Regions from separate parts of the Homo sapiens genome. Here region 2 is linked to region 1. Evidence: chromatin loops called from intact Hi-C (ENCODE). Cell type or tissue: endothelial cell of umbilical vein. All regions are shown on one strand.

Evidence for each region. Hi-C counts contacts between places; a loop is a spot of excess contacts. Peaks named below come from ENCODE experiments on the same cell type or tissue, not always from the same donor. Only the 100,000 strongest peaks of a DNase experiment are listed, where the experiment ranks them.
Region 2: it touches region 1 in a loop (2.8-fold over the local background); 24 of 110 quality-filtered maps call a loop at or near these places.

The regions. Positions count from the first base shown.
Region 1 is chr18:34,772,490-34,776,489 of GRCh38, forward strand. All of the region lies in intron 3 of DTNA (dystrobrevin alpha), which reads left to right. Among named protein-coding and RNA genes, the nearest start is that of DTNA-AS1, 6.8 kb to the left of the region's middle. In endothelial cell of umbilical vein, no CTCF peak of the experiment used is centred here; DNase peaks (open chromatin) are centred at 1,072 and 1,732; H3K27ac peaks cover 1,754 bases.
Region 2 is chr18:34,505,755-34,509,754 of GRCh38, forward strand. It overlaps a transcript of DTNA not described here. Among named protein-coding and RNA genes, the nearest start is that of DTNA, 200 kb to the right of the region's middle. In endothelial cell of umbilical vein, no CTCF peak of the experiment used is centred here; no DNase peak of the experiment used is centred here.

The DNA.
Region 1 (4,000 bases):
TATGAATGAACGAATATGCTCCACTAGATTCATTTCTCACCAGTCAGGTGACTAGAAGAACGCTGGTCTTATGTGGCAGGAGTAGCCTTGAGCTATGTTTTTAGTAGTAAACACTAATATTCCACTCATTTTTCTTCCAACTAGTGTATCAGTATTTTCCTCTTCCCTGCTTCATGTTTAAATATGTGGATTTTTAGCTGCCACTATGAATTTTCTATTCTTGGTAAAAAATTACCATAAATTTAGCAGCTTAAAGAAGCACACATTTATTATCTTACAGTTTTTGTAGGTCAGAAATCCAATGCAGCATGGCTGGGTTTTCGGCTTAGCTTTACACTCAACTAAAATCAAAGTGCTGGTTGGGTCTGTGATTCTCATGTTGGGATCAAGGTTCTCTTCTAAGTGCATTCATTGTGGGAAAGTGTTATTTTCTTGTGGTTGTAGGATTGGGGCCCCGTTTCCTTGCTGGCTGTCAGCTGGAGACTACCTTCAGTTCCTAGAGCCTCCCTTATTCTTTGCCTCATGGCCCCTGTGGGCTGCTCAGGGCATGGGTGTTTGTGGCTTCTTCCAGCCCAGCTAGAGTGTCCTCTCTGACTTCCCCATTTATGACTAGCCAGAGAAGTCTCCTTGCTTTTCAGTGACTCACGTGTTTATATCAGGCCCACTCAGATGATATCCATATTTTAAGGTCAGCTAATTTGGGATCATAATATCATCTGCAAAATCCCTTCACTGCAGCCCCTGGATTCATGTTTGAATAACTAGGAGAAAGTATGTGACACCATGCACCAGGAATCAACCACACTGCTCAAGAACATAGACTCTTGTATTTCTCAGATAACGATGTATAAAATCTTGGATGTAAAAATAAAGTTTAAAGTCGGAAACACAGGCAAGAGAAATCGAACCAGAGAAAGATATGTATTTAAAAGAGAGGGATCAGAGGATTCTCCCTAGTCAAGGAGCCAGCAGGAAAAGCAGGAATATTCACAGTTGGGGAAATAAACTGCAGATGACTAACCCTTGGAGCACAATTATCTATGTTAGTGTTGTTGCAAATGTTTTTACTACATATTTTCATTCCTGATGTTGAATCATTCTAGACACTTGTTTAGAATAAAGGAAGGTGCATTGTGCTAGAATGCAACGTTCCCAAAAATTCCCTGTGGGAAAGTTGGTGGTGGCAGTGGAATATAAACAAACCTATTAAAGATGCCTATGTAATAGGACAATGGAAAAACTGCTCCTCTCTGGCACCCTGGACCTATGGCAAAATTATTTCCCCTTAATCAGAGTAAACCTCTGGATGAGAAAAGCAATGATTTTAAAGTCCTGATGATTATGATATGGGTTTAATTAAAGCTGCTTCTTCCCTTTAATGGTTTTTAAGATCTTAAAAATCAGGGTTTTGTTTCCTTGTTAGTAGACTTTTGTTTTAGAGAATGCCAGAAGCTTTGCTTAAACTGCTGCCACTGCATAACCTGTGAGCTAAGCCACACCTGTAGTCTCGTTTCCAGGCATCTGGATGTAACACACAGTGACTTCCTTCCCTTTCTTCTGCTTCTGCATTAGACGTGAAAGCTGTGCCAACTAAGCACTTTTACTTTCACAGCTGAGGAAAAACCATCATCTTAAAATGCTCCTGTCAGTTGGGAAAGAGTGATGCATACAGAGGAATGCGTTTCAAGCTTCCCAACCCTATCTAACAGGTGCCAAGGCAAGATTCGATGACCTTCCCCTGGTGGCCTGCCAAGCCCTGTTTCTGGGAAACTGCCTGCTTGGCTTGGAGCCAGTCAGCAGAGCGATGAAGGGATGCCCAGAAGGGGTTCTCCCACTGCCTGGCTCCCAGGATCTCAGGACTCCAGCACACATTGTAAGAAAACAGAAGTCAGTCGGGAGGACAGGGATGGGAGAGCAGCTTCTCCCATGAAATCACACCTGAGATTCCATCTGAAAGTCACTCCTGATGTCACCTGGGTTCACTCCTCACTGAGGTTTTGTTAACATTCATTGTTATTAGCAATCACTCATTTATGTATTCACTCCATAAATAGAGACAGCACTTACTGCATGCCAAGCATTATTCTAGATCATGGGGAGAACAGTGTGAGTACAAAGTGGACCATTCAGAAATTCATCCCTATTTGCATATTCTCTTACTGAAACTTTACATAAATGCATATTTATTTTAGTGTACTTCTTCAGCAATAAAAATTTCATTTTCAATATATCACTCTCACCTGTCGAAGAGTAAAGCAAAAGAGAGATAGAAGTTGGTAATAGAAAAGTGGAAGATTTATTCAGCGAATCCTTTTAAAAGAGAGGTTGCTTCCACAGGGTACCAAGACTCATCAAGTTTCTCAAGTCATAAATCTGGGCATCATCTTTGACCTCTTATCTCAACCCAGATTGAATCAATCATAAAAATCTCATCAGTTATGCTTTCACATATATCTCAAATCTATCCACATCTTTCTGTGCTGACTACAAATGCCTAGTCCAAAACATCTTTACCTGAATTACAATCTAAAATGGCTCCTAAAACTTCCTATCCCCTGAGCAATCCCATGCATAATCCCCAGGACTGGGAATTTCGTGGAATTCACTCCTGTGATTAGATTATGTTACATTGCACAGTTGCAACAAACCTTAAAATAGGGGAATCACCTGGGTGGGCCTGAACTAATCACCTGAGCCCTTTAAAAGCAGAGAGTTAGCCAGGTGCAGTGGCTTATGCTTGTAATCCCAGCACTTTGGGAGGCCGAGGCGGGCGGATCACAAGGTCAGGAGATCGAGACGATCCTGGTGAACACTGGGAAACCCCGTCTCTACTAAAAATACAAAAAATTAACCAGGCTTGGTGGTGGGCGCCAGTAGTCCCAGCTACTCAGGAGGCTGAGGCAGGAGAATGGCGTGAACCTGGGATGCGGAGCTTGCAGTGAGCCAAGATTGCACCACGGCACTCCTGGGCGACAGAGCGAGACTCCATCTCAAAAAAAAATAAAAATAAATAAATAAATAAAAATAAAAGCAGAGAGTTTTATCTGGCAGCCGTAGAAGAGAAAATCAGACGTTTGAAGGGACAGATGAATTTGTCATGCCATTGCTGGCTTGAAGATGGAAAGTGCCACATGCTCAATCACTAGATGTTGGGAGACAGCTGGCTGACAGCCAGCAAGGAATAGGGACCTCAGTCCTATGGTCACAAGGAACTGAACTGTGCTAACAAATGTCTTGAAAGTATTTTTTTTCCTCAGAGCTTCTAAAATAAAACTGAGTTCAGCCAACACCTTGATTTAATCTTGTGATACCCTGAGCAGGGAACCAGTCATGCCATACTTAACTCCTTAACTACAGAACTGTGAGTTAATAAGAGTCTTGTTTTAAGATTATGAGTTTGTGGTTATTTGCCACACAGTCATAAAGAACTATACACAGTAAAGCATGGACCTGTGCTTTCTGCTATACACAGTAAAGCATGGACCTGCACTCCAGTGACATCTGTGAGAAAGAAGACTGCTCAGATATGTAAGAGCCACTGGGACATATACTTTGTATAAAATTCAAAGCAGGACTGAGACTGAATAACCCTGTAGGTTTAGAAGGGGAGTGGACACTTTGTTTTACACAACTGATGAAGTTCAGCGCTATTTACCGAAAACTTTTCCCTTATCAAGTTCCAAGTCCCTTATCATCATAGAGGGAGAAAAAGGAACCAAAGGCAGGATCTGGACAAGGAGCAGGATAACAAAGGTGGGAGAGAGAAGTCAAAAGTCAACCATTCTGAGTAATGACACCCCCAAAGCATCCTCCAAACACGGAGAAGCCACACAGGGAAATAACATATGAGTATTTTCTTTTTGAGACAGAGTCTTACTCTGTCGCCCAGGCTGGAGTGCAGTGGCACGATCTCAGCTCACTGCAACCTCTGCCTCCCGGGTTCAAGCTGCATCAGCTTGATTCACCTGCATCAGCCTGAGTAGCTGGGACTACAGGCACT
Region 2 (4,000 bases), 270 kb before region 1:
TCAATTGAAATGTTTTTCTTATGACTGCTTTAAAAACTTTGTCAAATAATTCTAACATCTCTGGGATCTTGCTTTTAGCATCTGTTGATTGTCGTCTTTCATTCAGTTTGAAATCTTCCCGGTTCTTGGTATGATGAATGATTTTCAATGGAAACTTGGCCATTTTCTTATATGTTAAGAGACTCTGAATCTTATTTAAACTTTCTGATTTAGCCGAGTTCCACTAACATCACCTCAGTGAGCATCAGTGCCAGGTGGGGGGTAGAAATTAGGTTCCTCACTCAGTCTCCCTTGACACCTGAGGGGACTTCACATTACTGTAGGGCAAAGTGGGTCTTCACTGATACTTCCAGCTATGAAGGGTAGAAGTGCCTCCTTTATGTTCCCCATGTGGTCTCTCCACTGACACACTAGGGGGACAGAAGAGGGGGCCTAATGACTGCTGGGTCTTAGTGACAGTTCTGACTCTCCATTAAGCCACCTGTGACACCATCCCAGGAGAGAAGGAGAAGGGAGACTCAGTACTGCAAGGCAGGGGTAGAACTCCAGGATCCTCCCACCATTACTATTGACAACATAGTGGGGGTGAGGAATAGGGGGGGTCTTTATTACCACTGGTGAAAATGAAAGTCCCAGCTTTTTACTTGGCCTTCTATGACATCATCACGGTGGGGATGGGAGAAGTTGGGGTGTCTTGTTACAGCTTGGCAAGGATGGAAGTGTAGGTTTCCCACACAGCTTGTGTTGGCATAGGTGTGGTGGAACCACAATTATTTCTTTCTTCTGTGGCTACAATAGAGCAGTTATTGCCTAAATTTGTTTTTTTATCTAGCTATGATGCTCCTTTCCTGTTCCTTAGGCCAGAGAGAGTATGGTTTTGTTGGCACCCTTTTAAAAGTTGTGCCTGATGGCATTTCTGGGTTTCCAGTTTCTTTAGCCCCAAGAATTGGATATGTGAGGCAACACACGATTCCAGGGAACTCACCATCATGTCATTCCTTGAGCTCTGAGGTCCCCTAGCTGATTTGTCTTCTCTTCTCCAGCTTTCAGTGTCTTTGTATGTTTATTTAATATATAAAATACAGGGGTTTCAGTTGTACTTAGTAAGAAGAGTAGGGGAAAGTGCTTTTTCTCCTTCTTCACAGAAGCAAAAGCCCAATCTATATGTTTTATGCAAGCATAAACTGAAAAAATATCACTCCCGTTGATTCTCAGAGGATAAACCTCAGAGGGTTACTGCTTATCTGTTTCTGAATAATCAACAGTTGACAGGTAAGTGGGATGAGTGAATCCTCAAGTGGTGTTGCAGATAGATGGGTTCACAATGCAGTCCATCATTGTAGGATTCATGGACCACAGGCAGGTACCCTTACTCCCCCAAATCAATTCTCTCTCCCCTCCTGGAAAGCCATTACTGTAGGCTGTGGCATAGTTGGAGATTTCCCCCACTCTCAGAGATGTCTTTTCTGGTGGGATGCTGGAACCACACCATCCCAGCTCTTGCTCTACTCTCACTAAATGCTCTTTGTTTCCAGGAATATCATCCACCTGAAATGTAGTTTTGGACCAGTACGTGCATGGGAAAATGTTTGTAAACTAAGAAATAGTGAATGCAGAATCTATATTTAAATCTAACTGAGGAGCACCTCCTAGAAATTATTATTATTAATTTCTTTTGATGTAAAAATTATGCATTAAAAATAAATGTTCTGATTTGTCAAGTTGTTTGATCACTACTTGGTAGGTTAAGTACAAAAGATGGAGCTAAGAATTCTCTGCTTGAAACCAATATGCTGAGGGATTACAGTTGACATGGAGGAGATCACAAAGGACAACAGTCTAGGGAAATTCATGAAAAAGACAAATCAAGTTATTGACATTGTAGCCAACCTTGAAATTCTCACTCTACTAGAGCAATGGTTCTCAAAGTGTTGGCCTCAGCAGCATCAGCACAACTTTGAAACTCTTTGTTAATGCAAATTCTAAGTGTCTATCTTGGACCCACTGAATCACAAACTATGGGGATTGATCCCACAATCTGTCTTATAGCCAGCTATACAGGGGATTGTGCTACACGCTAACGTTGAGAACCACTGCACTAGAGTAATCCCTCCAACCATTGAAAAATATGCTAAATTTATGCTTTCAGTGATCCTTGACTGGGTTTTTGGAAAATGTATTTATTATATTTAACATTTTATGTGCTCATATTATAAATGTTTTTCAAGTAAATATAGTAAGGAAATTAAAAATGCATTACCTAAAACTATCTCCTTGGTTGATACATATTAATGATTATGCAATTATTTTCTATCCTTAACCCAGATCTACTCCATGTCTGATTTTGTGGTTGACATCAAAAAAATGAGCCAGGCCTACACTTCCCTCCATTTGTTTCTCATAGTTGCCAAGTCATACATTAATGGATTTTGTAGCTGTTTTTATGTTCTTTTCTAGAGATGACACCCATCATTAGGTATTTGGAGGTGAGAGTGGGGGTGTCTCTGCATTATTTGAAGAAGATGCTTTTTAGGAGATCTTGTCACATAGTATTGTTAGAGACAGATGCGTATGTGGATGTCCAAATTAATCATTGTCATTACTACATCAGCTCTACCATGGGGGATTTACTGTTTACTGTATGCTGGCATTTTTCTCTGGGGTCATGTGAGATTAAAGGACATCTTGGCTAAAAGCCTGTCCTGAGGAAAGAAAAGCTGCATTTCTATATAGATATTTTATAACTGAGATAGAATTCCAAACCCCAGGATAGGGTAAGACAAAATCAACAAGAAGTAAAAGGTTAAAAGGTTTTAAAATGTTTTATGATGGTGCTGAAATATAGACAGATGCAGATTTGAGAAGTAGTCTGTGGCTTCCAGCCCTGAATATGATTCAGTTTCATTGTATTTTAAGGACAGTATTTTATATAATTTTACACTTTCAACTAGCAATTTGCTAAACTGAGAGGGCATAATCGGTATTCACATAGTATCCACCTCTTCTGATGAATAATATTTTAGCTTTTGGATTAGGCATCACATTTTACTGTGTATAATTTTTTAAGCTGAATTTTTTAGTTTCTGTAAATCGTATGTTTCAATTACATATACCCTTTATACACTTTTTTGAAAATGTCTTTTTCTGTGTGAGCTGAGGAAATCTGCTTTTCATTTAAGATGACACATATTCTTGGTTTAGAAAAATATTACTTTCTATCCTTTCACTGTTCCTCACCACCAGTTGTCTTAGGCTCTTTTTATTCCTTCTGTTTCATTTGTGCATTCAATTTGATACTATTTATCATTTACTCATTTTGCTTGGGCGTTTAAATGGTTGTGCCTCTGCAGTGTTTTGGGGATAAGACTTTTCCAAACCTTCATTATACAATGTTTGCTCAATAATACCATTTGGGCAGGTTGGAGGAACCACTCCTTTAGGAACAGATTTTTAAATGGTATAGCAGATGTTTCCTCTTACATAGAGTCATCCTTTCTAAAATAAAGGCCCCCAGCCATGGCAATACTAATCAGATGTCTTCTTTCTTATAATCATTACTTGGTTGACATTTTTTAAATGTGGTAATTAAATCAGCACCAAAATGCTTTGATAGGAAGTACACACTGTGTCTTCTGTGGGTAGTGGTCCAGATTTTCCCCTACTGTGTTCGGTGCTATTTATAAACACAAAATGTGTCAGGTGATTTTTTTTCCACATGCAGATAAATTCTGCCTCCTCCTTTTAACCCAAACACTGTAAAAATAATGTTTATCATAAGAGTGTATACAAAATAATGATTTTTGCTAATGATGCTAAATACCCTTTAGGAAGTGATATATGAGTCAGATTGATTTTGAAAATTTGATCAAAATATGAATCATTTTCAAAACAGGAAAACATTTCAAATCATCTAGCTGTTCTTTTATTGTTTGCCTCAGTGTCAACATAGTGCTTAAACCTTTTTTTGTTTCTGCTTTTTGTTTGCTTGTTTTGGATTTAA